Linked DNA regions of Mus musculus: all the other regions are linked to region 1. The links are chromatin loops, found by intact Hi-C in ENCODE. Cell type or tissue: heart. All regions are shown on one strand. Links, peaks and the distances in the headings refer to the core of each region. The heading gives the core; the rest is flanking DNA. Region 1 has its middle 18 kb from the start of Pif1. Region 2 has its middle 13 kb from the start of Oaz2. Region 3 overlaps Csnk1g1 (casein kinase 1, gamma 1). Region 4 holds the start of Zfp609 (zinc finger protein 609). Region 5 overlaps Trip4 (thyroid hormone receptor interactor 4). Region 6 overlaps Snx1 (sorting nexin 1).

Region 1 (5,044 bases), core at 606-4,605:
GCCTAGTCCCTAGAAGGCAACATGAGCTGTAAAAGATCCCTGATGTCACCTTTTGAACACTGGAAAGGGTATCTCAGTCATTCAGGGAAACTAGGGGGTTGGGAATGCAGAGATAGGGGAAGGGGTGCTGCCTGGGGAAAAAAATACCAAGAGCAAAAGGGGAAAGAAGGAATCCAGGAAGCCCAGGGCAGAGATACAGGCAAGAGGAATGGTGATCTGGGGAGGGGGGGTGGGGACACAAGGAGATAGAAAGACAAACACGGAATGTCAGTGGGCTTTAAATGGTGCCTGGCCTGGGATCCGGACTACTGTCATGTACCCCAAGCAAAAGAAACCTGTCAGGGCAGGGAAGAAACATTAATCCCTGTGTTCACTAGCTGTGTTGTCCTTGGCAGGCCTCTTGGACTCTCTGAGCCTTGAGTTACAGAATCAAATAGCAGTTGTCTTTCATAAACTGGGCTGTCAGTGGGATCAGTTAGTGGTCAGTCCTCCTGCAGACTCCCCCACTTTCCCTGCTGGCCACTCTAGTTGTGTCCCTTCACCCAGGGCTAGCTATGTATACATCTGTCCTGCATCCAGAATCCTACCTCTTCCCACCTGGACCCCAGCTAGGGCCACACTGTAGCATTCTGGGAGGGCCTCCCTCCAGGATTTGAGCCAATCCTGAGAACCAAATGAAATGCTGGAAGTGATGGACTCAGATCTTCCCAAGACACCCTATGGAAGAGAGAGATTCACATCTGCACCTCCCCAATCCTGCTCTGCCCCACCCCATCCTCTGAGAGGTTAGTGCTCCACCCCCTTTTCCTAAGCTCTGGCCTTGCCTGCCTGCTTCACAAGGAGCCGAATGTTATTTAAAAGATCAGGAGATTTGCCTTAAATAGGCATGGAGTGTTGTGCCAGGGCCGAGGATGAGGGGTGGGAGGAGGCAGCTCTGGTGGAGGAGAGAGCAGGGCTTCTCCAGGGCCAGAACAGCCTTTTTATACCGAGCACAACCCCACAGTTCCAGCCGATGGCATGATCTTTAAACCCCAGGGGTGGAAAAAGTATAGAGGGCAAAGCAGACAGTGCTATGACTCCCTGACACTGGTTCCTAGAGCTTTGGTCCTGACCTTGGGCTGCCTGCCCCTGTCTGTTCTCCCTGCCCCGGCTTGTAAGTAACTGGATGCTTGCCTCACTCTGAATCTCCCCAGGTGAGCTGGTTCTCTGCTTCCTGAACCCAACACCAGTGAGGAAAAAAGTGAAGGGCCACCTGGGGATGTGGCAGACATCTGCAGGGATGCTGAAAGGCAAAGGGAGGGAGCTGAGGCCAAGGGGCTGAGGAGCGAAAGGTGGGCTGGTCTGTACAGCAGCACATGCGCAGCTAGCCCCTGTTTGAGGAGGGAAGCGTAGGTATATAAGGTAGGAAGTAGCGTCTTTAGGTAATAAGAACCAATCTGGGGGGTTTCCCTCTTGCTAGCCCCAGTTTGACACCCCCCACCCCCACCCGGTGCCTTTCGGGAATTTAATTTGTTTAACTGAGATAAGTTCAAGGCTGGCCTTGAACTTCCAGAGACTTATCTGACTCTACTTCCAAAATGCTGAAGTTAAAGGCGGTGCACTCTAAGGCTGTGTCTCCAGGCCCAGTCTTTCTGATTCTGTTGACTGGCTGATCAACAGATGATCAAAACAGGGTTCAGAGGACTTAAGCTGAACCTCTGAAGTCACAGTTGAAAAAAAAAAAAAAGGGAGAGCCAGTGCTTAAAACACAGGAATCAGCCTTTGTGAACCCTGTAACTGGGGCTTATGTTAGACCCGGTTACCAACCGCAGCCTTGACCAGGTACCTAGCTGTTCATACACCAGGGCGCTTTCTCCATAAAGTAGAAACAGTAGTCCCACCCTCCCCCCAGAAAAAGAACAAGGGGTGGGGGTTAAAGAACCCTAAACATGAGCTCCTGTGCACACACCCAGTGGAGGCTTCTGAATAACAGCAAAACCCCTTCTAGCTCAACACCGACTCCGCCCCCAGCTCCTGAGGTGAGGGTGTGCCCCACTCAGGCTGGAGACTTCGGGACAAAAGGATTTGCAGGCTCCAGGGAAAACTTGATTCTTTGGTGCCCTCTAGTGGTCTACGTGCTTGGAGTAGCCAGTAGGGATGGGTAAGATATACCAGGGTCTTACAAGGCATAGCGTCCTAAATAGCTGACCACCCCACCCAGGCAGGAGATGGGATTATACTCGCATAGTCCATGAAATGTTCAGAGTGTCTTCTTTATTGATTGATTGATTGGTTGGTGTTGTTATTTTATGTTATTTTATTTTTGAGATACGTTTCTCTGTAACTGCCCTGGCTGTCCCTGAAACTTGCTTTGTACAGAGGCTGGTCTAGAACTCACAGAGATCCACCTGGCTCTGCCTCCTGAGTGTTGAGATTAAAGGTGTGTGTCACCAGCATCTGGTCATTTTTTGTTGTTTGGGTTTTTTGGTTTTTGTCTTTTTGGTTTTATTTTTTGAGACTGGGTTTCTCCGTATAGCCCTATCTACCCTAGAACTTAACTCTGTAGACCAGGTTAACCCCAAACTCAGAGATCCATCTGCCTCTGCCTCTGCCTCCCAAGTGCTAGGATTAAAGCCATGCCTGGCTAGAGTGTCCACTTTTTTCTTTAAAGTGGCCACATTTTTTTTTGTTTTTTGTTTTTTTTTAAAGATTTATTTATTTTATGTATATTAGTATACTGTCACTGTCTTCGGACACACCAAAAGATGGCATTGGATCCCCATCACAGATGGTTTTGGGCCACCATATGGTTGTTAAGAATTGAACTCAGGGGGCTGGTGAGATGGCTCAGTGGTTAAGAGCGCCAACTGCTCTTCTGAAGGTCCCAAGTTCAAATCCCAGCAACCACATGGTGGTTCACAACCATCCGTAACAAAATCTGATGCCCTCTTCTGGGGTATCTGAGGATAGCTACAGTGTACTTACATATAAATAAATAAATAAATAAATCTTAAAAAAAAAAAAAAGAATTGAACTCAGGACCTCTGGAAGAGCAGTCAGTGCTCTTAACCACTGAGCCCTCTCTCCAGCCCGAGTGTCCACTTTTTAAAATGGTTGTGCTGAGAGCTGTGGAAATACAAAAGTACCTCAGCCAGGTCTCTTGGGACCAGGAGATCAGCCTCATCCTGAGGCGATTTATTAAACTATTAGCCACCTCAGATGGAGATCCCAGGGGTCACTGAGGCAAGGGAACAAGCAGCCAAAACTAGGGCTCCCTCTCTGCCAGAGGCACTTTTGAGAAGTGTCAGGCACTGTGGCAAGCCTATCTCCTGCCTGCTTCCTGACTGACTCACCTGGTGAGTTTTCATGCCATCCTCTTAAGGACAGGCCTGCTTGAAAGCAGACCGTCACCCGGCTAGGCACGTAACTTAGCTAGCGTTCCAGAGACCCAGTGTTCCATTCCAGACGGCATAAGCTCAGCATAGTGATGTACCCTGTAATCCCACCACTCCAAAGGAGAATGCAGGAGGATCGGAAGTTCAAGGGATGGGGTGGGTTGGGGTGGAGAGATGGCTCAGTGGTTAGGAGCACTGACTGCTCTTCCAGAGGTCTGGAGTTCAATTCCCAGCAACCACATGGTGGCTCACGAGCATCTGCGATGGGATCCGATGCCCTCTTCTGGTGTGTGAAGACAGCACATTGTACTCACATATGTAAAATAAACAAATCTTTTTAAAAAATGATTTACTCTCATCCACCTGACTTTGTGCAGCCCTCCTATTGGAAAGTGGGACTGGGAAATCCATTAGTAGGATGGAGACAGGTAGGAGAGTGCCCCCTAGAGGCAACAGCATTCTTTAACAATGTAGGCCCCGACTGCATCCTCTCTTTCCTTCATCCCCTGCTGTTGCCTGCCCCACTCCATAGTCTACAGTAGCTTTGTGCTTTGGAGAGGCCAGTGTTCCACCACTATCCTGAGAGACCTATCCTGAGAGACTTTCCGATGCAGGAAACAGTCCTGTGGTTGAGGACAGCCCAGTGCGTGTGCTCAGACTCAGGAATAGACCATTCTGCTTAGAAAGCCTAAGTGGGGAAAAGTGCTTGAGCCAAGGCTGGAGGGGCTAGTTTGGACTGTTCAGTCTAGAAACAAGTCCAGGCCAGAGAGGGCGTCCAGAACACAGGCTCCCCCTGCCGGGCCCCCTTCAGCTCTGCTTCTAGTCCTGGCTCAAATGTCCCCTTCTCAGAGCCCCTCTCCGTGACCATCTGTGATAACAACTCTTGGTTTTCAACTTGACTCCATCAGGAATTAACTAGAACCCAAGTGTCTGGGTACACCTATGACAGATTTTTTTTTCCTTCTTAAATTTGATTATTTGAAGTGGGAGACTCACTTTTAACCTGGATCTTTTAAGGTAGTTAAGATCCACCTTTAATGTGGGCCGTACCTCCTTCTGGCAGCCTTTATAAAGGATGCGGAAGAAGGAAACGTCTTTGCGTTCTTTCTGACAAGCCCATGCCTTCACTAGCATTAGAGACTACTTCTTCAAGATTCTAGCAGATACTAGAAAGCTGCCAAGGCCTCCAACTCATACAACAAACAACTACAGGATTATTGGGCCTTCTATTGGTAGACAGTTATGGTTGGACTAGCTGAACCCCAGCCTGTAAGCCATTCTAATAAGTACTTTTTTTTTTTTTTTCAAGACACGGTTTCCCTGTATAGCTCTGGCTGTCCTGAAACTCACTCTGTAGACCAGGCTGGCCTCGAACTCAGAAATCCGCCTGTCTCTGCCTCCCAAGTGCTGGGATCAAAGGCGTGCGCCACTATGCCTGGCATAAATACTCTATATACATATACATATGCATATGCATATACATATACATTCACATTCTATCAGTTCTGTTCACCTAGAGGGCCCTGAACTCCTTTTCTGGTTATGTACCATTGTCATAGTTTCTAGGTCATAGTCTTCCAATTTGTCCCATTTGTAGTAGATCTCCTTCAGCACCCTGAAGTGGGCCATGTGAGTCTTGTGTACTATGGGATCTACAGTGCAGAGCCCAG
Region 2 (5,044 bases), core at 454-4,453, 59 kb before region 1:
TGTGCCATCAAGCCTGGTCCAATAGTACAATTCTTTAAAGGGCACTGTGGTACAGGCCTCCAGTCTTAGCACTGATAGGAAGGCAAGGGGATCAGGAGTTCAAGGTCATGCTCAGTTACACAGAGAGTTCAAGGATGACCTGAGCCTTGTGAAATCCTATCTCAACTACCCCACCCCAGTCTCTAAAAAACAGGACACAAAGCAAATATACACACACTATAAATAACAAATCGTATCCAGCATTCTGCCTCTGCCCCCTGGTGGCCATCCAGCGGGTAAAGGTGAGATGCCTAGATAAAGCAGCCTTTGCGAATGGCCCTCTGCCAGCTATGAACAGTTACTGTGGACGGACGGGGGGCTGTCACACACAGACTGAGCACTTGAAGGCAGATCTTTGTCCACAGACTTCACTGCACAGACTAAAACCTAAAAGAGCAACAAGCATAGTGTAACCCGCAGAACGGCTTTCAGGTGTTTATCTTTTTGAGACAGGGCTTCTCTGCGTAGCCCTGGCTATCCTAGAACTCGTTCTATAGACCAGGCTGGTCTCAAACTCAAAGACCCGCCTGTCTCTGCTTCCCAAGCACTGGGATTCAGGCATGTGCCATATGGCCAGCTTGCTTTCATGGATTTTTGTTTTGTTAGTTTCTGTTTGTTTGATTAGTTACCAACAGATTAGGAATTTTCACATTAAATTCTGACTGTCTTTCTATAGAAAAATATTAAGCTGCATGGGCCCCACCCTCCTGAGCAGGAGGGCCTGAGAACAGCTCAGCATGGGTCCTGCCCTCCAGTTAGGACTGCCTCCCTCTCTGGCCCCTACAGGCCCGGTGAGTGCAACTCTTGGCCAAGCCTAGAACTTCATGAAGAACAGGGTGGCGCAAATCTGTCCTGGGAAACACCCAGACACCCAGCATCTGGCTCAGAACAGCTCCTCTATCATAGCTCACCACCGAAAACATCAGGAACATGAACGTTAGTGCCTCGGGCATTTCATTGTGCCTTCAGAAAGTTCCCACTGTTTTCACTGGGTGGGGACTCTCAGAGAAGTCATATTCCCCCGAGGACACATGGCCAGATGGGAGAAGGCTTGCCTAAACAAGGTCTCAGAAGTGAAGTAGCCAGTTAGCTGCCATGTGTCAGATACTACCAAGTGTGCTGGACTCTCCCAGGCAGTAACCCAGGAATGTTTGCAAAGGTGAAATTAACAACACCTAGTGGCACTGTGAGGTGCCACTGCATAGAATGCAAAGTGGCACTGGGGAGGCTGGCAGGGGACATTCCAAGTTTTAGTTACCAGAGGGGTCTACTTCTGTCATTCAGGCAGGCAAAAAGTCTACCAGATACAAGAAAATATAAACTCTGGGAATATCAGCTATGGTTAGAAGGCAAATGACCAGTCATTACTAACGATGTCCAGGCATTTCGTCAGTGAGGTAGAATGTTACCCACATGGCCTGATACTAACAATGTCAACCAGGTCGCCTTGAACTTGCAACGATCCCTATGCTTTTGCATCCCAAGTGATGGGATTACAGGCATAAGCTGACATATCTCACCCAACCCGATCTGTGACACCTGAATTTTAAATGATTTATTTTAATTTATGTACATTGGTGTTTTGCCTGCATGTATGCCTGTGTGAAGGTGTCAGGTTCCCTGGAACTGGAGTGACAGACAGTTGTGAGCTGCCATGTGGATGCTGAGAATTGAAGCTGGGTCCTTTGGAAGAGCAATCAGTGCTCTTAACCACTGAGCCATCTCTCTAACCCCCAACACCTGGATTTTCTATCAGCTCTGTATATCTGAATGCACTTGGACTTGGACATGTCTCTCTGCTTCTTAGAGCTGAAGCGCCTCTACCCGTGAGCCGAGACTGCTGAATGAATCAGATATCGTGGGGTCTAACACAGTTGTGTCCACAGGATCAGTAGTTTATGTAGCTGTCTAGAATGCAAAGCATGCACATATCCAGGAAGTGGTCCATGTTTGTGAGTGATTTCTCAACTGAGAGCTTTGGAGCAGGGGTCCAGATAGTCCAAGTCTGTCCTGGAAGGAAAGCAATCAAATGGCTTTGAGCTCTTTCACCAGAAGAGGGCACCCCAGCCTCGTGGTCTAGATGGCGCCTCAGCCATCACCTTCAAGGTAAAGTGAAGGGAACAAAGTAACCTCACCTTCCCTCCACCAGGGAAAGACCAAGGGCTGGAGACTTAGAGACAGGATGCAACAAAGACACGTGGGCTTAGGATAGAGGCAGGAGGAGGATAAGAGATAGGCATGGCTGCAAGCTTAGTACCAGGATGCAGGAGAGTCAGGGGCCAAGGTCATCTACAGTTACATAGCAAATTCAAGGTTATCCTGGGCTTATGTGAAACTGTCTCAAACAAAAACCGTGACCAAAAAAAAAAAAAAAAAAAACAAAACATAACAACAAAAACCCTAATAAATTAAATAGAGCTTCCTGGGGTCAGAGTATACCACACCTACAAACACAGGCAAGAACAGCTGGAGTAGGATCACCCTGAAGTTTCCTAAGAAGGTACTGCCATCTCCAGTGAACAGAGCTAAATCCTGTCCTGAAGCGCCTGAAAGCCAGGTTGGGCTGACTGCAGCCATCAGTATGCAATGTATATGCAAGCACACACGAGAGAGTGCAGTACTGAGGAAATCTTAGCAGAGGCCTTGGCTCCCCATTTGCACCTCATAACCCTCTAATAGTATCTCCTCCAGTCTTCCTTCCCTGAGCAGAGCTGATTTCCAGGAAACACGTTGCAGATTCTAGGAATGTGGATCTGAATTTAGATAGAAACAGACCCATCAGAGAAGTCTCTGATTCAAGTGACCCTGTCCTGGGAAACCAGGAGGGAGAATGACAACCCTGCACCTAACTCTTCCCATTTCTGGGTGTTCCTCACTTGAACAGCTCAGCCATCTGGGTCTCTCGTTGTACATGCCATTCTAAGGAACAGAAACTACACCTTATTCTCCATCTTCCACCAAGTGCAGGCTTCACTGGAGTTGTGTGTGTGTCTGTCTGTCTATCTGCCTGGGCTGGTGTAGAGGACCTGTGTTTGATTCATAGCACCCACACGCTGGCTCACAACTCGAGTTCCAGGGAACCTGACACCCTTTCTGACTTCTGCAGGTAACCAGTCATGTACATGGTTTGCAGAAACACGTCCTTAAAACACAAATACATACAAAACTTTTTTAAAAAGATTATGTGTGCCTATGTATACATAAGAATATTTTGTGGCCGGGCATGGTGGTGCACGCCTTTAATCCCAGCACTCCGGAGGCAGAGGCAGGCGGATTTCTGAGTTCAAGGCCAGCCTGATCTACAGAGTGAGTTCCAGGACAGCCAGGGCTATACAGAGAAACCCTGTCTCAAAAACAACAACAACAAAACAAAAAAGAAAAGAGTACTTTGTGCATGTAGGTGCCTAAGAAGTCAGGGGGGAGTCTGGAGTTCCAAGTAGCTGTGAGCTTCTGGTATGGACAATGAGAAAAGAATCCGGGTCTTCTGCACTATAAGAGGCAAGGTCTCTTGCTGAACCTGGAGCTTGCAGGTTCAGTTCCTCCTGATAGGCCTCTTACCTGGGATCCCCCTTTTCCCTCCTCAGTCCTGGGGTTACAGTCAGACCACAGTTTTTATGCAGGCTCTGGGGATCTGAACTCTGGTCATCTTGCTTGCAAAACAAGTGCTTTGCCTATTGAGTCATCTCCCTCTGTGGGATTTTGAAAAGATATGCTGTCTGAAGATGTGTGCACTGTGCACATATGGAGGTCTGGGCACGAGCTGAAGGAACTGGTTCTCCCATGTGGACCCCGAGAGAAAGCTCAGGATGTCAGGCTTGGTAGCCAACAGCTTTATCCGCTAGAACCATTTTTGTCAGTTCCCGTTGGAGCTTTTACCTTCAGTTCCCATAGCTATAAAAAGTAGATGAAAACACATTTCTTGCTTCAAAGGACTTTGATGGTGATCACAAGACACACCTCTCATATGTACCTGTAATAAACTTCACATCAGGACAGGAATGCAGGACCCCGTTTTTGAATCCTGAAACCCAGCTAGGTGGTGGTGGCACACAACCTTGATCCCAGCACTCAGGAGGCACAGAGAGGGGGAATCCCTGAGCTTGAGGCCAGTCTGATCTACATAACAAGTTCCAAGGCAGGAATCAATCTGGAGATAGGAACTGAAGCAGGAGTCTAAAGGGGGTGCTTAGCCTGATTTTTTGTACAGTCCAAGACCACTGCCTAGTGTGTTGGCCCCTTCCACATCAGTCAGTCAAGAAAACGTCCCAGATGTGCCTACAGACCACTATGACAGAGGCTTTTCTCAATTCCCTCTTCCCAGATGATCCTGCTTGTGTCAGGTTGACAGAACCCATGACACACCTGCTGCTAGCCTTTCCTGAACAGCATAGCACGTGCACTCTGGATGAGGTTGCTTCTGAGTCCAGCTTTACCATGCCCCTGCCAGGCAGCTCCTTGATTTTTGGGTGGATCTGCTTGTGAACTCAACCCAAGTCCAGCTGTCTGTCCATCGAGGTCTTTCTGCCGAGGCCCTGCCTCAGGAAAGCTCCAGCTGGAAAGGGTGCAGCACCTCCCCTTCCTCTCTCAGACCAAGGCCTGGGCTCTGCTCAGTGAAGTGTGAAAGAGACCCCTCCTCCCCTGAAGTCACAGGCATGGGGCCTTTAAATTATGGAATAGCTTTCTCTGTCCCTCTCAGGAAGACCCAACTGCCCCAACTAAATAATTCAGCACCTTGGGAAGACCCAATGGATCTTGACACAGCTGAAGTAGGTCAGACCATGACTTGGCCCCAGGAGGGAACTGTCAAACACCAAACACAGCTTTTTCTCCATGCTCGAAGGAGCTGCAGGCTGGGAGGGCCCTTGCTTGCATGGCAAGATCACATAGCAGTGAGGGGTACCACTAGAAAGAGCCAATTCCTTCCTTTCCTGGAATTAAGTGCAGGTATGTCCCCTCCTGAGTTTTCCTCTAGGTTCCAGGTAACCTGCCCACCTGCCACAAGCTA
Region 3 (5,044 bases), core at 471-4,470, 400 kb before region 1:
ACCACCACCCGGCAATACTTTAGTTTCAAGTCAGCAGAGAACAATATATCACTTCTTGGTTAACATCCCACTTGAACCAAGTATTCCACAATCACCTTAAAACTAAAAAACGGTTTAACATTAAAAGTGTCCTCTCTGGATACACAAAACAAGTTGCTGTCTTTGGAACTTGACTACGTTTCTAGCTTTTCTCTCCTTTGAAATAGGAAGATAAGTTAGTAACTATGGAATAGTTGACAAGATCTTTGGATGTCAACACTAAATACTAACTAGTATATGCATCTACTTTGAACTTACCAGTTATGGCTCATCAAGGCATTTATTATTTATTGTTCTTGTTTTACAGAGATAGGCTTTAATGTAGCACAAGACAGTCTCAAATCGCTATGTACCTCAGGATGATCATCCTGTCTCCACTTCTCAAGTGTTCAAAGTACAGGCATGATTTGTATTTACTTTTTGTTTTAGCCAAGTTTAGAGCTTCTCCAAAAGAGATTACAGCTGGGCTTGGCGGTGTACATCTTTAACCCTAGCACTAAAGAGGCAGAGGCAGATGATCTTGGTGAGTTCATGGCCAGCTTGGACTAAATGATACCCTGGCTGGAATCGGGGATATGTATGTGTATGTGTGTGTGTGTATACACATAAGGAGAATTAAGAGACTACCTTGAATGTGTCTTATTTAAGACAGGTGGGCCTAAAACTCATGATCCTTGTACCTCAGCTTCCCAAGTGTTGGTATTACAGGACTACGTCCCACCACTTTGCTTAGTTATCGCTTTCAACTTGATTCTAATCTTCTGAACTCAAAGTAAAATCCAAGATTGTCATCTAGGCTGGGAAAGTCACAGACTAAAAATACAGCACAACATAGCATAGCTGCTGTCTCAAATTATGGGAAACTTGCACAAGAAGGAATGAGTAGTGATACTGTAAACCTGGTCAAAGTGTCATGCTCTTTGGAAATGGGCCTAAGTGGGAAACCTGCTATTGTTTTTTACTTAAAGACACGTCAAGCTGCCTACTAAATATTTATGTTTAGACCCATATATTAGTGCTGTTCTCCACTTTTGCCAGAAAAGTTTCTGAGAGACTCCAAACTGCTGAGTGCTTCCCCTAGTGGGCTATCTCTACCCTCCAGAAAAGCTCAAGGGCATCACAGAAGGAGGTGTGGGAAGAACGTAAAGGCTGAGGATGGAAAAGAGTGCTATATAAACGACAGTCTTTGGGACAGGACATGGCCACTGCACTCATCAACTTACAGCAGCCAGCCAATAACTCCAGTGTGGGTGGGGGATGCTCCTGAGGCTCAGCTGAGGAGTGAATGACAACTGATGGTTGCTGGAGGAAGAGGAAGTCAGTTTATTTTGGCTTATGCTCTTGAAGGCAGCACTAACTGGACTCAGTGGGTTATTCAGAAGAGGAGGAGGAAGAAAAGGAAAAGATGAAGGTGAGAGGAGCATTGTTGGAAGAGGTCCAGGAGGAGTTGGAGGGTTAGTAATATAGATTTACACACACACACACACACACACACACACACGTCAAATAAACAAGAAATATTTTAACAACATAAAAATGAACAGTACTCTACAGAGTAGATGAACTGTTTCAACTTAAAAGCTTTCATTCTGTTACTGTCACCTGTGCATATCACTGTTCCTTGCTACTACTTCATAGTTGCCCTCTAAACAGTTCCTACATCATACACCTTCCAGCTCACCTTCTTCATTTGAGGGTGACCCTGTCTGAAAAGGCAACTTTATAAATAGTACTATGACAGAAGGGGGATTTTCCTTAACTTTTTGTTTTGTTTTTGAGGATGATGTCTCATTTGGTAGACCAGGCTAGCCTGGAATTCACTATGAAACTCAGGCAAGCCTTGGACTTCTGGTGATCCTCCTGCCTTCTGCTTATACAATGCTGAGAATACAGAAATGGGCCACTATGCCTGACAAAAAGGGTTTTGAAAAGGCAGTTTCTAATAAAAAAAAAGGAGACACCCATGACTGGGGCATAATTTTGTGAAGGGTCTTCCTTGAATGAACAGGTCCTGGATTAAAACTAAGAATAAAAGGAGGGGAAAAGCGTTTAAAAGGATGTAAGAAAACACAAGCTCTCCAGACAGTTTGGCCTACGTGAGGTGTCTGAAATTTGCAATAAAATGTTATGGGATTGAAAACAAGTAGTCAGACAAAAAGTTTGTTAACAGAGCATAGGAAATGAGGAGAGGAGCAGAGCATGTGAGGTGAGCAGACAGACAGGGAAGCACAGTGGGAGAGTTTCCCACACGGCATCACACCTCTGCTTTTATATCTGTTTCCTGTACGTAACAGGAAGCCTGGGGAGGATAAAAAAATTCCCTAGGCGAATGCTTCAATTGTAGCTAAGTGAGCACTAGAGGGCGAGCTCTCCACAGATTTACAATTTTCACACACACACACACACACACACACACACACACACACACACACACACCACACACACACAAATGATGTAGCTCTGTAAGTCCTGAGGAGAAAAAAAAAAGCATTGCTCTGGGACACAGAATAGAGAAACTATGACACCTAAAGTAGGTGTGAGACCTAGGTCTGTGCTCACTGTTCCTATTAACTCATATTAACACCATCTAGTAAAGTGAAAATGCAGCCAAGCCACCTACATTGGGCCTCAGTTTCTTATGTGAAAATAATGTGGCCATTTTAGGTAATTTGAAAAATCATTTTTGAGCTCTAAAAATTTATTTTTATCTATTTTTATTTTATTTTATTTTATTTTATTTTATTTTTGGTTTTTCAGGACAGTGTTTCTCTGTGTAGCCCTGGCTATCCTGGAACTCACTCTGTAGACCAGGCTGGCCTGGAACTCAGAAATCCACCTGCCTCTGCCTCCCGAGTGCTGGGATTAAAGGTGTGCACCACCACCTGGCTGAGCTCTAAAAATTTAAAATAATCAATATTAAACTATTAGGTCTTAAATCTTCATTTCTGTTTGTCTGCAGCTAGGTCTTAAAATGTAAATGAAAACCAGCACGTGCTGTCTCCATACTTGCTTGGATAGTCTGCACTGTAATGCAATAGGTAGGTCCTCCTCACTTTTCACAGTGGATTTGTTGTTGTTGTTGTTGTTGTTTTCAAAGAAGGGTTTCGCTACTAGGAAATGAACAAGACACAAATGTCTTCAACATGGTGGAGGCTCCCTTCAGGTTATAAGAAAAATGTGTTTGCTTTACAGGCACAACACCCCAATTTTAGGCTAATTGTATTTTGCTCAAAGAAAGAGTGTTCTCTAATTTTAGCCATTAAATAATGGTTTTAAACCTGGGCTGGGATGTTTTAATCAATGAGAGGTAGCTCATCTGATGTAGTGCCAGGAAGAACACCTTTTCCTTTGCTAACTTCCATTACAAAGTGAAGAGCACTTCTCTGAGCTATTTGACAATATATTTCCCAGGGTCTCCCTCCCTCATTACAACTTAAAAAAATATTACACATTTAAAAGCCAACAATATTAGAACTCCCATGGACACTTCTCTAGTGTGTGATACCTGAGATAGCATTTATGAGTTATGTTTTGTTTGAGACATGGTCTCACTAGGTAATCTCAATTGGCCTAAAACTTGCTATGGAGATGAGGTTGGTCTCAAACGTGGGGACCCATTTGCCTATGCCTCTAGAGTGCTGAAATTAAAGGTGTATGCTACTATACCCAATTACAAAAATTTTTATCAACACAGGGGCACATGTCTTTAGTTGCGGAATTTGAGAGTTAGAGGTATCCAGATCTCTGAGTTCAAGGCTACATAGTGAAACCCTGTCTTGATACACACACATACACCATGAGAGAGGGGGAGAGAGGTAGGGGGAGAGAGAGAGAGAGAGCGCGCTACAATATGTAGAGAAATGGAGAACAAACCTAATGGTAAGGCATATTAGATTTGACCTGAAGAGCACTTGGGCTCATGAAGCCTAACTTTGGAGATAATTCCAGTGGCAATCGCAGAACACCAACACGAGGAAGTGCTCTACTGTCATACAGGGTAGATGCTCAAAACATACTTTATAGAATAATAAAGATAATTGCCATGAGGGATAACCTACTGGGCTAATCATACTATCCACATCATGTTTTACCTGCATGTATGTCTGTGTACCACATGTGTTCCTGGTCCCAAAGAGTTCAGAACAGATCAGATTCCTTCCTTGGAACTAACGCTACAGCTGGTTATGAGCTGCCATGTGGGTGCTGAGAACCAAACCTGGTCTTCTGGAAGAGCAGCCAGTGCTCTTAACTGGTGAGCCATCTCTCCTGTCCCAGCACCCATGTTTAGTGAAACCCCTTCATTAACACAGGCCTGGCCTGATTTCCTCCTTTTACGTGTACAGAGTCATACACAAGTAAATAAATACAAGTCTCATTACTTAATGCAAATACTACTATCATCTTGCAATAACTCTTAAACTGCTGAAGAACGAAGCATCAGAAAACACAGAATTAAGATATATGAGAACATCACCAACTTACCATTCCACTCTCTCAAGTACAAAAAATGTCACTTACCTTATGATGCAGCAGATGGTACAAGTTGTAACTCACAGTGTAATGCATAGTCAGTGTTATGGGAAGAAGATGCTCACATAACCTGCCCCTTTCAACGCACCTTTGCCTAGATGTGTGTTGATAGACATGTATCTCGCAGTTCCAGTCAAACTTTTGTGCTCTCTGTAAGGTATGTGTTTTTTGGTTTCAGGATCAACATATTCCTTGGCCAGTCCAAAATCTATAATGTGTATTACATGCTCTTTCTTATTGCCTTGTCGGCCAATCAAGAAGTTCTCTGGTTTGACATCTCGGTAAATAAGATTCTTTGAGTGTACATACTCCATTCGAGAAAGCTAAAAGAAAGAAAAAATAATAATGGAAATACCTTGAAATAAGCAAGCTGGGGGAAGGAAAATCCAAAAAACTTTTTTTAGAGATGGGATTTCACTATGTAGCTTGACTGTCCTGGAACTTACAGAGATCTGCTTGCCTCTGCCTCCCAAGT
Region 4 (5,044 bases), core at 562-4,561, 220 kb before region 1:
GACTGTGAACTGCCTGTTGCATAGCATTGGTTCTTCGGAGGCTGATCACTCTGGATTCCCAGGGAAACCCGAACAGATTCTTGTTCCAGTGATGTACACATGCAGTATTCTCTCTCGTGTTCTGTTGGACCTCTGTGTATAAAGTGGAAGAGGACAGTTAGTGGCATTTATTATTGTGAGAGATGTCTTTTTGACCTCTTGGAAACCTTACCATTGTTGAAAGCAAAACTGTGTTTACTATGTAGTTAATAGTTTACCAAGTAGTAGCACCTTGAATTCCATGCTGAAATTGTCTGGCTTTCTTAATATCACAATAAAATTGAAAGGTAGGATGGGAAGAGAAAAGAAGGGGTTGGAAGTTCTCTGTTCTTTTATTTGAAGACAGCCTTTACACAGAAGAGTATGGATTGTTTTTTCTATGTGGGTAATTTGAATGCACACCTTAAAAGAAAAAAGTCAGGAATGTCAACAGATGAGCTCATCTGCCCGAGCTTTGCAAGTTTCTAAGAACCCACCTCAGCTTCTCAAACACACAGCCAGAACCACATAAATAAATGGCAGAGCTACTCGGAAACTTCTCCTTTTCATGGTTAGGCTGGGAAAGTCTGTCTTTGGTTTACATGGCAGTGGTAGTATAAGGTCTCTCTTCTGTTTGCTGAGACACAAGGGAGGAAGTGTGGGAGAAGTTTGCGGGTAGATGGCCCTCAGTTGCTCACTGATGAATAGTATACTTTAAAGTCAGATGGAAATTCTTAGTAGCCTGAGTTCAAGCTTGTCCAAGAATAGCTTGTTAGTGTATTATGACACTTCACTCTGACCCTGTTACTCTGGGGCAGTTTCGCCTAAGAAAGTTCTGAATTTCCGAGATGCCTTTTTGTTGTAGCTTCTGTGTTCCCTTTTGAATGACTGAATTAAGATGCCATTAATTCATACAGTAAAGGAATTGGCTTTTTCTTTTTGTTTTTCCCAGACAAGACTCAGTTTCCTTTGTATGAGCTCACAGTAGGGAATGATGGAAACTATGGGCTTTGTCAGCGTTGATGAGACCTTATCTTTAGTGAAGTGTTTAGAATAGATTAAGAATTTGGCCAGATGTGATAGTATACACCTTAATCCCAGCACTGGGGAGGCTGATCTCTTACTATCTCTTATATAGTAAGTCCCTATCACAAAGGAGAACATAAAAAGAATTTGGGTTTTTGTTGCTTCTTTAGCTAATACAGAACTAAGATAATAAAGAACTAAGTGTCCTATCTTTTCTTTTTAAACTGAAATTTTAGTGTAAACCTATTTTCCCCCTAGCATGTAAATGTGAGACACTACAGAGATTAGTTTTACAAATAAGTATAGCTATGGACTTATATGATTATGACATTTAATTTTTTTCCATTTTAATTACTGTCTCTCCTATAACCCATTCATGTGGTGGCCATTTAATTTAGAAGATTTGTTTAATGTTGTGTGGGGCCTAGCCAAGATTAGATGGCATGGGGCTGTTCACTTGACCAGCTCAGCTACTAAACTAGAGAAATCAGCTAACTTCAGTTTGTTAGGCTGGGAGGAGGGAAGGCAATCCAGAGAGAAAGGATATTTTCTTCCTTGCGATTCAAATAGCAAGCACACATCTGCTATTCTCAGTGTCTGTGAATGTGTTTGGGAGGAGGTGATCCACATGGAAGGCTCCAACAGCAACAAGGGATCCATGCAGCCTGCAGAGAGCTTTTCTACTTTTCGCCTGTAGAGGAAAAAGAACAGTACCATCCTACGTCACAATGAACTTGGATAAACGTCCATTTGCATGTGTGAATACAATGTGGCTTCATTCAGGAGATGAAATGTAAATTGATCAGATGTTGAATTTCAGTTGTGAAAATGGGAAAACCCAGAAAGAAATCCCAGTAAAAAAATACCAGAGATTGGAGTCAGGGAAAAAGGAGGGTGCAGGGGTGGGGTGGGGTGGTGGGGGAGGTGCCTAAATCCACAGATGTGTCAGAAAAGAAGACCTGGGCATGAAGAGAAAAGCACATCACTGCGTAAGACTTCAGAAGAGTCTAGTCAGGCATGGTGGTTGTATGCCTTTAGTCCTAGCATTTGGGAGGCAGAAGCAGGTGGATCTCTAGGGTAGTGCTGCCTAATATGGTAACCACTGGCCACATGCTGTTTAAATATGAATTAATATTTAAAAAGCCGGGCGTGGTGGCGCACGCCTTTAATCCCAGCACTCGAGAGGCAGAGGCAGGCGGATTTCTGAGTTCAAGGCCAGCCTGGTCTACAAAGTGAGTTCCAGGACAGCCAGGGCTATACAGAAAAACCCTGTCTCGAAAAACCAAAAAAAAAAAAAAAAAAAAAAAAAAAAAAAAAGAATTAAAATTTAAGTAAAGACTCAGTTCTTCAGTCATCCTACCTTGAGTGCCCTAGTAGCTCATATGTGGCTAGAGACTTCTGAACAGCAGGGGGCAGGGGTTAGCAAAGTCATTCCAATTCCATAAGGGTCAGACAGCAAATGGCTTTGGTTTTATAAACCATTCAGCTGTGCTGTGGTACTGCAAATACACCCATAGATAATGTGAGCAAGAAAGCTTGGCTACAGCCAGGGAAACTGTTTGTAGACACTTTTTTGAGACAGTCTGTGTAACCCAGTTCAAGCCCAGGCCTAGCCTTAAGTTTTAGATCTCTAGCGTCAAGCTCCCAAGTGCTGGAGTCTGTACCACCACACCAGATTCTTATAACTTTTGTGTTGTAAAATATCTTCTTTTATTTAAATATTGTTAAAATGTAAAAATTAGTTTTTAACTTACAGGATTTACCAAAACGTGGTAGTGAATCTGATTTGTTCTTTGGGCTACTAGTTTGCCAATTCTTGCTCTCGAGATACAAGAAGTCAAAACTTGAGATTCTCTTACTGTCTTATACATTAGATCCTTGTCTTTAGTCAGAGTCAGCTAACTGTGATTAAAAGCTAAGTAGAACTGTTTCCTTGTCCCCTAACTGTTTTAGTCTAGTGCTACAATGTTTAACCCTTCATTAAATCACAGAGATATGGAACACTAAACCCTGTTTTTCCTTTCTGTTTAAGCCCTCATTTTGTAATATAGAGTATAGATTGGTAAGTTGGCCGCCACTCTGAGTCATCAGTTCTGTCCCTTTACTATCCAATAAAACTATCTATGGACCAAGAGGGAATTACTTTTTCCTAGACTAGATGGGCTTGGGCTTAGCGTTCATCTTTAAGCTGTCAGCTCTCCCACCCTCCTTTTCTTTCTGTGAAGATAGCAAAGTTATGACTCACTCGATCTCTAAGTCACATGCTACTGTGAATGGCACCAGTGAAGAGTGCCCTTAGGATAAGAGAATAAAGGTAACTGCATAGCTGAATAAAATGGTCTCAGACACAGGAAGGGCATGATGGGGGTTCTTGAGAATTGGATAAACATTGGTTTGCTATGGTAGGAGGTGGAAGTCTTAGGTCATGAAGCAGTTTCGTAAGCAACTGGTGGGAGGGCTCAATTTCACAAGAACAGAATGTCTGCTGTGTAGATGGTGTGCTGGGCAACCTTAAGATAGGTAACAGATTTAAAAGTCACAATCTATAGTGACAGAATGGTGAGATGGAGTGCAGAAACGGGCTCAAGGTTAAAAAGCAGTAAGATTTAGTGATACTGGATGTTGAGGTGGAAAGGGACACAGGTACTCTAGAGGAAAACAAACGATAATCAAAGAAAAACTGAAGACATTGAATAAAAAAGGAGTTTGAGGGCCAGTGAGATGGCTCAGTGGGTAAAGATGCGCGCTGCTAAGCCTAAGGATCTAAGTTTGATCCCTAAAACCAAATGGTGGAGGGAACGACTCCTGCAAATTGTCGGCTGACCTGCAAACGTGCGCCACGACACGTGTCCTGTCCCCCCCAACCCCCACCCTAAATTCTTTACTTAAAATAGTTTGCCGAACTAAGCGGCAAAATGGATGAGACAGTTAAGAGCTGTGCACTTGTCTTCTGTTCTTTGTAGAAAGGTTCATGTTCAGATCCCATGATCTTTCCTCTTTCCACGATAGAAAACATCTGTATTTAAGAGCTAACGCTTCTCCAGAGACTTTTCGGTGAGAAGTCTTATCCAGCCAGGAATCTGCACGAGGAGAGAGCATTGGGTTCAAACTGTCCAGCCCGGTCTTCTGAGCTTATCTTAGTTTCGACCCGCCCGCCAGGTTTTCCAGCATTCTTTTCTCAGGGCTCGCAGCTACCGCGCATTTAGAGACCCAGGACTTAGCTCCTGCATCCAGGTTCCGGGTTTCCTCGTGCACTCGCCCGCTCCAGACTCCATAGCGCACGGAATCCGGATCCGAGAGCACGAGAATCCAGTGTCCAGGTCTTCCAGGCTGCCCTGGTTGTCCCGGATCGCGGCGGCGGCGGCGGCGGTGGCGGCGGCGGCGGCGGCGGCGGCGGCAGCTGAGGGACCCGCAGCCCCGGACACAGCGGCCCCGGCCAGGCGGGGCGGAGCGGCGCGGGGAGGGGCGGAGAGCCGGGGCGGGGAGGGGGAGGGGCCGCGGCCCAGATGGCGGCCCGGGACGCGTAGCAGTGGTGGCTCTGCGGCCCGGGGCCCCGGGCGGGCGGAGGTGGCGGCTCCCGGGACCGGCCGCGCGGTGAGTCTAAGCTTTGTGTGGAGCCGGGGCTGGGAGGGGGAGGCGACTCTGGGGGAGGCCCGGCGCCGAGGGGCGCGGAGGGCGCCGGAGCAGCGGCGCCCGGCGGAGGAAGTGGGGGTTGGGGGGGCCGGGGCGGAGCGAGGGGAAGGTGTGTGCGGGGAAAGCGGGGTCGTTGCGTGGGTGGGGGAGGGGGCCTGAGGTGAAGTTCAAAGCATGGCCCGGGCGGTTCGGGCTGAGGGTGGCGGTGCCCGGGATAGTCTCTGATTTGGCCAGGTGGTAGGGGCAGGCCAGAGAGTTTTCGGAGGCTCTGCCGAGGGAGCCCCGGGGCGACTGGGGCTCGTTAGGGACTCAGGGGAGCGTCGGGAGCGGAGGGTTGAAAGCAGGACGTGTGCGCGACCCGGGAAAG
Region 5 (4,000 bases), core at 1-4,000, 250 kb before region 1:
TATTCTTTGGCTATGATAAAATTCACTAACCTAACTCAACTTAGAGGAGAGAGTTTGCTTTAGCTCACAGTTCCAGGTTTCAGTCCATTGCTTCAGGGAAGTCACAGTGGCAGGAACTTGAAGTAAGTGCTCCTGTCAGTCATCACATCCAGTCAGGAACACATAACCACGCTCCACGGCCTGTCCCTCATCTCCACTCTCACACACCTCAGCACTCTTTTTAGAACAGAGCTGCTTGCAGTGGGCTGGGGCTTCCTACATCAGTTAGTTTATGAACCACCCACCCCACACCACACCACACATTCCCACAGGCCAACCTGATGTTGAAGATCTCTTTCTCATTGAGACTCTTCCTCCATGATTGTAGGTTGTGTTGAGAGTTAAAGCTAACCATCACACCACCAGATTCTAATCTGATCCAGTTGTGAGAACATTAGAATTAATTTGTTCAGAATTAACTTGTAGATTCCTTGAACCTGATGGTAAATGAACGGTTTTTTGGTTTTTGTTTTAATAGTAAAAGCTACCAAGTTTAGCATGTGGATAGTAAACTAAGCTAGTCATTTGTTAGGTTCTCATTAAAATACAAGCATTTGTGCCATATAAAAACTTCCCTGGTTTCCTTTGGTTCTACAAATAGATGATGGAAAATGTTACGTGTTCAGAATTGAAAGCAGATTCCTGAGTTTCAGGGTCACAGAGAAGAGATTTATCCAGTCCTTTTGTTGTTTTCTGTTTAGATGTGGAGTTTCCAAATGACTATCCGTCGGGTTGTCTTCTGGGCTGTGTGGACCTTATTGATTGCTTGTCCCAGAAACAATTTCAGGAGCAGGTGAGTATTGAGTTCTTCTTGTGGGCAGATGCTGGCTGTTTTAACAGGCTCTAGATCCTCTTAACAGACTGAAGACAGTAAGGTTCTAGTAATTTAAACATGAGAAGAAAGGACTGACACACACCCTCCCCCCGGCATAACTCAGGCTGGCTTCAGATTTAAAACCCTACGTCCTCTGCCTTCCAGGGGAGAGTGTTGTACTGAACCCTGCAGTGTTTTGATTTCAGCCATGCCCCAGACTGAACTGGAACGTATGTACAGCTCTTGGGTTCTTGATTATCCTCTTGTCTCTGACTCTTGAGTGCTGAGATTTCAGGCATGTAACCACCACCCCACCATCCCCCCACCCTCAACCCCCGCTCCAGGGAAATATTTTAACACATGTAAAATCGAGAAAGAATAGGATTAGGTCAGAAACAGAAGTACTTAGAGATGGCTTGGCTTCCAGTGTATAGAGAAGCAACACATATCCATTTCTGGGGAAAAAAGCTGCCATTGAAGTCCAGGAAAGGAAGTGTAAGTTCTTTTAGGTTGGGCCTGATGGTACATACCTGGAGGCAGAGGCAGGTAGATTTCTGTCAGTTAGAGGCCAGCCTGTTCTTCATAGTAAGTTCCAGATCAGCCAGGGCTACTAGTGAGGCCCTTTCTCAAACAAAACAAAACAAAACAAAAAGCAAAACAAATATATTTCCTTTTTGAAATGAAGAGACCCTAAAATATTATTTTGATTGGGTATTGGGCATGGATACTCTCTCCGTTTTGGCTTATTCTGAAGCATTTCTTCCAGACCATTGAACTCAATAGACAGTATGTGTGAACTTAGTTTGATTTGAGCCATGTTGGAAGGTATGTGTGTATAAATGAACATATATATATAAATAAACATTTTTTTAAAGTGCTAAACATTAAATTGACATGATTCAAAACATACTTTTAAACAGTAGAGGGCACTAAAGAACTTTAATTTCATTAGCAAATGCCTCAAATGTAGAGTATGTTTGGGCTCAGACAGGCAGGAATTCCAAAACAGCCAAATTCGTCCTTAAAGCAGAAAAAGTCTTATAGACAGTATTGTTTTCCTTTTCTTTGAGCAGTTAATTTAAGCACTAGGGCTTCTACTTCTGTGCATGCAACTTATTTTTGCTCAGTAAATTTGTTTGTCTGGACATTTCCCTTGCTGTGCTGAATAAACCCTGGGCTCCCTGCATTCTAATCAGACTCTCCAACACAGAGCTCTCCCAGTCTCCTAAATATCTTGGGCTTTCTTTCTTTTTCAAGACAAGATCTTACTATGTAGCTCTGGCTGTCCTGAAACAATTGCAGAAACTATCTATAGCTAGTGAAATCACACTCTTGCTAGAGCCCGAGGCAAAACATAGTCAGCTCTGTGGACAGGCTGCTGTGGACAGGCTGCTGTGGACAGGCTGAAGCAGCTCATATCCTGCACCTGGGGTTAAAATGAAAACTTTTTTTTTTTTTTTAAAGAAATCAAAATTCTCACTACATGGTACTGTTGACTAAACCTGGGGCCTTGCTCATTCTTGGCAAGTGCTCTACCCCTCCTAGCCTAATTCTTGGTATTGGGGGGAAAACTTCCTATCCCTAGGATTTCACAAAGTACTTCATGTAGGTGTTCCCTAAAGTTAGTGCACATCTGGGAGACATCTTTGGGTTAAACAGATTTGTTTTCCATAGAGTTTATCAGAGCCTTTAATATGCAAGTATCAATTAAGGCTCTCCAAGAAACAGATAATAGGGTACAGTGTTCCTAAACATTTTTCTCCCTGAAACGTATTAGTAATCAAACCCAGGACTTTGTGCAAATGTTCTACCACTGAGTTACTTCCCTCTCCCCTTCTACACACATCCACTGCCTGTTTACATACTACAGACCTGTAGCCCTGGCATGCACAATTTAGAATGTACATGCCAGGCTTTCCTTTATCCTTTGTAAGTTCAGTTTATTGAGAAAGAACCATCCAGGAAACAGTGTCTGCCCCATATCTTCAGTATCTATTCTTATCAACTAGCTGAAGTTCATTTTCCTTGAAAAACCATGGAGCTACCAACCCTTTTTTTTAGCTGACACTAATTTCCTATGTGACTTGGACCACATTCTCCTTCAGCATTCTGTTGTTGCTAACATTTTCCTTCCCCAAAGAAACTGGGTAATTTATTTCTGACCTCACATTCTTGCCCTGTCTTTAATAAATTAAAATGTACTAGATTGACCAGTTAGTTCTCTTTAAGAGCAGAGGGCTGGAGAGATGGCTCAGTGGTTAAGAGCGCTGGCTGCTCTTTCAGAGACCCTGAGTTCAAGTTCCAGCACCCACATGGTGGCTCACAACCATCTGTAATAGGATCTGATACCCTTTTCTGGCATGCAGGCATACAATGCAGAGCACACACAACACATAAAATACCTGAATAAATATTTAAAAGAATAAGAACAAAAGGATTTATTCCATAGTTATAATAATCACCATGCAGTGAAGGTACGCACGTTTAATCCCAGTACTTGAGACACCAAGGCGGGTGGATCTCTGAGTTTGAGACCAGCCTGCTCTACAGATCAAGTTCCAGGACAGCTAGGGGTACACAGAGAAACCTTGTCTTGTAAACGCTCCCCCACCCCCCAAAAAAGTAAAATCAAGTTCATGACATTGTTAAGTGTCCTTTGAAAAGTATGTGCTGAACAGGCGTAAGAACTTGTCTTCCTTTTATCCTTTAAAGCCAGTTTAGCCGCATGTCTAATTTCTGCCAGAAAAAAAAAAAAATCCCACTAGACCCTCAACCCTCCTCTGACTAATGTCAGGGGATGAACCTAGACAGGGAAGAAGTGCAGAGAAAGGGCTGCATGCTGAGGGGAGCTAGGTAGATGAGAGCCATCCTTTCTGAGCTTCTCCTTCTCCTGTATTCCCCTGGAAGGAGCCCCTGCTGTTTGCCAGCATTTTATCTGCCAGCAGCAGATGTAAGAGCTCCAGAGCAGCAGGGAGGATGTTGACTGCAACAATGCATCAAGGCTGTGGTTTGTAACCTCAATAGCAAGGCAGTTAAAACTTTTTTTAACAAAGACATTTTGATTGCCAAATCCATAACCATTAGCAGCTGTGGTTGTGAGCAGTTCTCCAGACCTAACAAGTTTTCAGTCTTGGCTTTGAGTTGGTG
Region 6 (5,044 bases), core at 1-4,000, 480 kb before region 1:
GCTGGGATTTGAACTTGGATCCCCAGGAAGAGTAGCCAGTGCTCTTAATCCCTGGGGTAACTAGCTCTTTGGGCTGGAGAGATGGCTCAGTGGTCAAGAGCACTGACTGCTCTTCCAGAGGTCCTGAGTTTAACTCCCAGCAATCATATGGTGGCTTACAACCATCTGTAATGGGATCTGATGCCCTCTTCTGGTGTGTCTGAAGACAGCTACAGTGTACTCATATAAATAAAATAAGTAAAAGTTAAAAAAAAATGTTAAGACTCTAACTCCTTACATGAATCTTTGAGAAGCTACCTAAGTGATTCAGACATGCCTGTCTAGGAAAGACATAAATTAAGGGGTTTTGTGGCTTGTGCTGTATCTTTGAGTTCCCGAATCAGAGTCTGCTATGGTGCTAGAGTTTTCTCAAAGGCTAAGCTTGGCCAGAGACACATGGCCATCGTTTCCCGTTGCCTGCTGGGCTATGGTATGCAGTTCCATACCATACTCTTAGGTATCTCATCCTCCCCAAAGGGGCAGAAAGATGTTAGGACCCAGTGAGGTCTCCTGTAGAATTGCACCATGACATTAAATGACACTGCGCACCTCACACGCCCGCCCTTTGGATCTGTGGTACTGAACTCAAACCCAGACTCTCACACTGGAGCACTGTGCTGCTGAGCTCCATCCAGACCTTAAGTGAGCCTCTCTTTCCTCTTCCTAGTGGGAATCTCGGGTGACTCAGTATGAAAGGGACTTTGAAAGGATTTCCACAGTTGTCCGAAAGGAAGTGACACGATTTGAGGTGAGCTAGAAACCATGTGTTCTGTGTGCACCTGTGTATCTGCTCTCTGGTTTCTGAGGCATGGTGGCTATCTTACATTTACTGCTGTACCAACGCGATGACACACAAAGCAAAGCCAGGAGCTGCTATGTGTCCTTTCCCCCCCACCACTCTCCTTGCCCGCAGAGAAAGCTTGCAGAGCTTTGGCAGAGACTGTTTGGCCAGAAACTGTCACTGTTAAAGTTACTGACTCTACTTCCCAAGTGTGTGCTTGGCCTTGGTCAGCAGTAAACACCACCATCCCAAAACGGGAAGGAACCACTGACTGGGAGGTCAGCGTAGAATCCTGTCTCTTACAGAAAGAGAAGTCCAAGGATTTCAAAAACCACGTGATGAAGTACCTGGAGACACTCCTACATTCCCAGCAGCAGGTATGTATGTAATGTGCACAGCTCTGGCCCCTCATTTCCTGCCCCAAATGACAGCTGTCTATATGGGACTTTGGTTCTGATGGGGGAGGCTCTGCTGTCGTTGATAACTGAAAACAGGCTTTCGTGCTCCACCTCAGTCAGGGGAACTCTGTTGACCTCTTTACCCAGTGAGCCGTCTCTCCTCCCACTGCTGCCCTCAGTCTACAGTTTATTTTCAGGGACCTTCATCTCCTCTTTCACTGCCTTACCCTGAGTGCCCACCCTGTGGTACCGGCTTCCCCTCTGGTTTCTGAGGCGCTAACCAATCTGTGGAACAATGGGCCATTGTGAGGTGTAAACTGAGACTGCCTTTGAACTTGGGACAGAAACTGATGCCTCCTTAAGTCCAGAGGGAGGAGGAAGAATGTGGCTTCTGCATCTGCCCCACACACCTTCCTCTTGGGTGGCTGTGGTGCCCCACACTGAACTTGCCTCCCTCCCGGGCTAGCTCAGGCTCTGCTCTGCCACTAGGTGGGGCACTTGCTTACTGTCTCCTCACTTCTTTGCAGCTGGCAAAATACTGGGAAGCCTTCCTTCCTGAGGCAAAGGCCATCTCCTGAGGGACCAAGGACACCAGAGCCTACCTTCGTGACGCTGCCTTTTTATACACTGTCCTTCTTCCTCGATGGACCCTAACTGATGCCCCTGCCTTGGCTGGACTTAGCCCTTCCACTCTGCCCCACAGACAAACTGTTCCCAGTTACTCTAACCAACATTTCATTTAGCTTCCACGTATATTTTCTTACCTAAGAGAATAGTTTCCTGCTTTAAGCAAAAGACCTACAATAGGTGGTGGAATTATAGGTTGGGGTGGAGTGTTGATATAAATATATAAATACAAATGTATATTTTTCAGGATGTGGTTTAGGAACTGGGAATAACGTTTTCTGTTACTCCTGATGGTGCCATGAAAGATTATGTAATAAAATATTTGAAAATCATGTCACAGGACTGGGCATGGTAGCACTTTTTGCTCTCTGCTGGAAAGCAGTTGGGAAGGTCTAGACTCCTAACCAAGAAGCTGCTGGCTCTAGTAGGTTTCCCTCCACAGGCACTGAAGGCCTGTGCTGCCTTCCTGTGCAACTGGAGTTTCTTCACTACCTGCCTCAGCTCTCTGCTCAGAGCATCTCAGTCTGCCTGAGCCTTGTTCCTACTCCTGTAGGAAGTAGCGTCAAGACAGACTTACGACTCTAAAGCCTGTTCTATAAAAGAGGCTAACCTAGCCTTTCGCCCCTGCTTCCCTAGGCCTGAAGAGCTCTCTGGCCTATTACATGTTCTAATCCTCCTTTTCTTCCTATCAAAACAGGGACTCAGGCTGGAGGGAGGTTGCTCATTAGCATCTGGGCATGTACTCGCTTAGCATGTGAAGGATGTGGGTCCAGTCCCCAGCACCACACAAAGGGAAGGCACCTCATCCAAAGAGCTGTTCCGTTCCTGTATAAAGACTGGCTGCTTTATCCCTCCAGATGGCAATCTCAGTGCACCTAAGCCTTTCAAAGTGTGTCTGAAAGAGAGTATGTCCCCTAGAGCCCGAGTGCATGTACACAAGCCAGGCGTGCTTAGACCAGCCATTGCTGGGCTTGCCTTTAGCAGTGCCTACAGCCCCAGTGGCACAAGCTAGAGAGGGGTAGGAGGCTCCTTGGTGAGAGGAAAGGACAGAATGCTGCTGTGGGGATCCTGCTCTCCAGCCCCCAGTTGTCCAGAGATGCCCCACACCGAAGCCCCTGGATGTCCTGCTTGCCAGTGGGCACTTTAGCTTGGGAACAGCTCTGACTCTTGTTCTCATGCTGGCACGGGAGCAGGTGCTAATGCTGAGCTGCAGCTGTCCTGTCCTGTCCTGTCAACATTTGAATGACAGAAAAGGTGGTCTGCCCCCAGCTGCCTCCCCGGGCCACTACACTGTGACTTCATCTCGGCGGTCCCTTCTCCATCTAACTTTCACATAGTTAAAATTACACAACGGGTTCTGGATCCTGCTTTGGTCATTCGGTATTATGTATGTCACAAGCATTTTCCCTCTACACCTTTTGTAACCATGTCATTTTTAAGGCTTCCATGACTGGGTGTAGAAAAGAACACACTTAATCCTAGTACACTACATAGTAAGACCCTGTCTCAAACAAAAACAAATAGACAGGTTTCTATGGAGTACCATAATTCAGATTCATCACTCACTGACTGCTGGATCCTTGGTTGAGGAAGGGTCAGACAACTCTTATTATAATTTCACAAAGAACTTGTATTTTCTTTTTAAAGATTTATTTATTATATGTAAGTACACTGTAGCTATCTTCAGACACCAGAAGAGGGCATCAGATCTCATTACGGGTGGTTGTGAGCCACCATGTGGTTGCTGGGATTTGAACTCAGGACCTTCAGAAGAGCAGTCAGTGCTCTTACCCGCTGAGCCATCTCGCCAGCCCAAGAACTTGAATTTTTTAATGAAAATTTCCAGCGTTGAGATTTTACCCCACTTGCTGGTTTGTTTGTTTGCTTTTGAGTCAAGCTCTCTGGTAGTCCACACTGGTTTTGAGATTGTTATGTAGTCAAACCTGGCCTTGAACTCCTCATCCTCCTGCCTACGCCTCCCAGGTGCTGGGATACATGTGTGCACCAACATACCTAACACACTTTATCTGTAGTATTTACATGTATTTTCTGAATCATTTGAGAGTAAGTTGCAGATGTTACCAGTTACCCCAAATTTTCAGTGTGCAGTTCCATAAGAACAAGACTATCCCATCACAATTTAAATAAAGTTGTTAAAACCAAGAAGTCGGGGGCTGGGGAATCAGCTCAGTGGTAAGAACACAGACTGCTCCAGCGGAAGACACAAGTTCAGTTCCCAGCACTAGCACTGGACAGCCCACAGCTGCCAGTGACTCCAGCTCCAGGGATCCACCTGCTCGCACATGCACACACGCCTACATACACACACACACACACACAGACACCTACACACACACATACACGGGTGCCTACACACACATTTTTAAAAGGTTTAATAGTATAAGAGTTATTTAATACATAGCTCAAAGTTGTCCATTGCCTAAAGAGTGTCCTTGTAGCCATTCTTTTTCTTTGTCCAGGATCATGAGTTATACGAAGACTGCCATATGATTGCATGCTGGGTGGAGTCCATGAGTCTGTTAATATGGAAGACTTCCTCCACCTGCCTTGGTCTTTAATTACCATGGCATTTTTGAAGAATGAAGGCCCTCTTCTGGCCTCTGTGGACATACACATAAAAATAAATAAACTTAAGCGGCCAGGCATAGTAATACAAGCCTTTAATCCCAGCACACAGGGGGTAGAAGCCAGAGGATCTCATTGGCTCCAGACTACCCTGCATGGAGTTTTAGGCCAGCCAGGGCTGCATAGTGAGACCCAGTCTCAAACAAAGAATACTGGGTGGGTGGGGCCATCACATGCTCACTGTGGAAACGCTGAGAAAGAAAGCTTTGAGAAGAGGGGTTACTCCATGCTGCTCTCAGGGAGGGCTGTCCTTTTTAAGAGTCTCATACTCTACCAAATGAGCTGGCTGGGCACATTCGAGACTTTTAGATGAAAGGTATGGAGAGAAGTCTGCATTTACCTGGGCATGACCCTTAGGTTATCGCCATCTGCCCACCCTCCCATCCCCCCATGCACACTAAATCTCAATGTCATCTGAAGATTAGAGCCTGGCTTTTAGTATAAGTGTTTAGTGACAGAGTAAGTCAGGAGTTAAGGTAGACTCAAAGTGCAAAGTTGTTTTGTTTTTTGGATTGATTTGGTTTTTGGTTTTCCAAGATAAGAGTTTTTCTTT

What was found. Peaks named below come from ENCODE experiments on the same cell type or tissue, not always from the same donor. Only the 100,000 strongest peaks of a DNase experiment are listed, where the experiment ranks them.
Region 2: it touches region 1 in a loop (7-fold over the local background); 37 of 42 quality-filtered maps call a loop at or near these places.
Region 3: a loop joins it to region 1, with 2.7 times the contacts of the local background. A loop is called at or near these places in 3 of 42 quality-filtered maps.
Region 4: it touches region 1 in a loop (4-fold over the local background); 4 of 42 quality-filtered maps call a loop at or near these places.
Region 5: a loop joins it to region 1, with 7 times the contacts of the local background. A loop is called at or near these places in 30 of 42 quality-filtered maps.
Region 6: it touches region 1 in a loop (2.1-fold over the local background); 2 of 42 quality-filtered maps call a loop at or near these places.

Annotation. Positions count from the first base shown.
Region 1 is chr9:65,602,693-65,607,736 of GRCm38, reverse strand. No RefSeq gene overlaps it. Among named protein-coding and RNA genes, the nearest start is that of Pif1, 18 kb to the right of the region's middle. In heart, for the core only: CTCF peaks have their summits at 2,119 (motif pointing left) and 3,814 (motif pointing left); a DNase peak (open chromatin) is centred at 2,046; H3K4me3 peaks cover 308 bases; H3K27ac peaks cover 1,524 bases.
Region 2 is chr9:65,661,428-65,666,471 of GRCm38, reverse strand. No RefSeq gene overlaps it. Among named protein-coding and RNA genes, the nearest start is that of Oaz2, 13 kb to the left of the region's middle. In heart, for the core only: a CTCF peak has its summit at 2,094 (motif pointing right); no DNase peak of the experiment used is centred there; H3K27ac peaks cover 587 bases.
Region 3 is chr9:66,001,895-66,006,938 of GRCm38, reverse strand. It overlaps Csnk1g1 (casein kinase 1, gamma 1), which reads right to left. Exons shown (of 14, transcript NM_173185.2): 7 at 4,658-4,892. Among named protein-coding and RNA genes, the nearest start is that of Gm22657, 52 kb to the right of the region's middle. In heart, for the core only: a CTCF peak has its summit at 2,358 (motif pointing right); no DNase peak of the experiment used is centred there.
Region 4 is chr9:65,827,060-65,832,103 of GRCm38, reverse strand. It overlaps Zfp609 (zinc finger protein 609), which reads left to right and starts at 4,540. Exons shown (of 10, transcript NM_172536.3): 1 at 4,540-4,638. It overlaps Trip4 (thyroid hormone receptor interactor 4), which reads left to right. Exons shown (of 14, transcript NM_001357872.1): 14 at 1-3,177. In heart, for the core only: a CTCF peak has its summit at 2,443 (motif pointing right); DNase peaks (open chromatin) are centred at 2,453, 3,883 and 4,413; H3K4me3 peaks cover 1,477 bases; H3K27ac peaks cover 1,480 bases.
Region 5 is chr9:65,848,199-65,852,198 of GRCm38, reverse strand. Trip4 (thyroid hormone receptor interactor 4) reads left to right here. Exons shown (of 14, transcript NM_001357872.1): 12 at 741-832. Among named protein-coding and RNA genes, the nearest start is that of Zfp609, 23 kb to the right of the region's middle. In heart, for the core only: a CTCF peak has its summit at 1,765 (motif pointing right); a DNase peak (open chromatin) is centred at 3,788.
Region 6 is chr9:66,085,271-66,090,314 of GRCm38, reverse strand. It overlaps Snx1 (sorting nexin 1), which reads left to right. Exons shown (of 15, transcript NM_019727.2): 13 at 707-787; 14 at 1,126-1,197; 15 at 1,746-2,188. The coding sequence ends at 1,796. Among named protein-coding and RNA genes, the nearest start is that of Snx22, 18 kb to the right of the region's middle. In heart, for the core only: a CTCF peak has its summit at 1,694; a DNase peak (open chromatin) is centred at 1,694.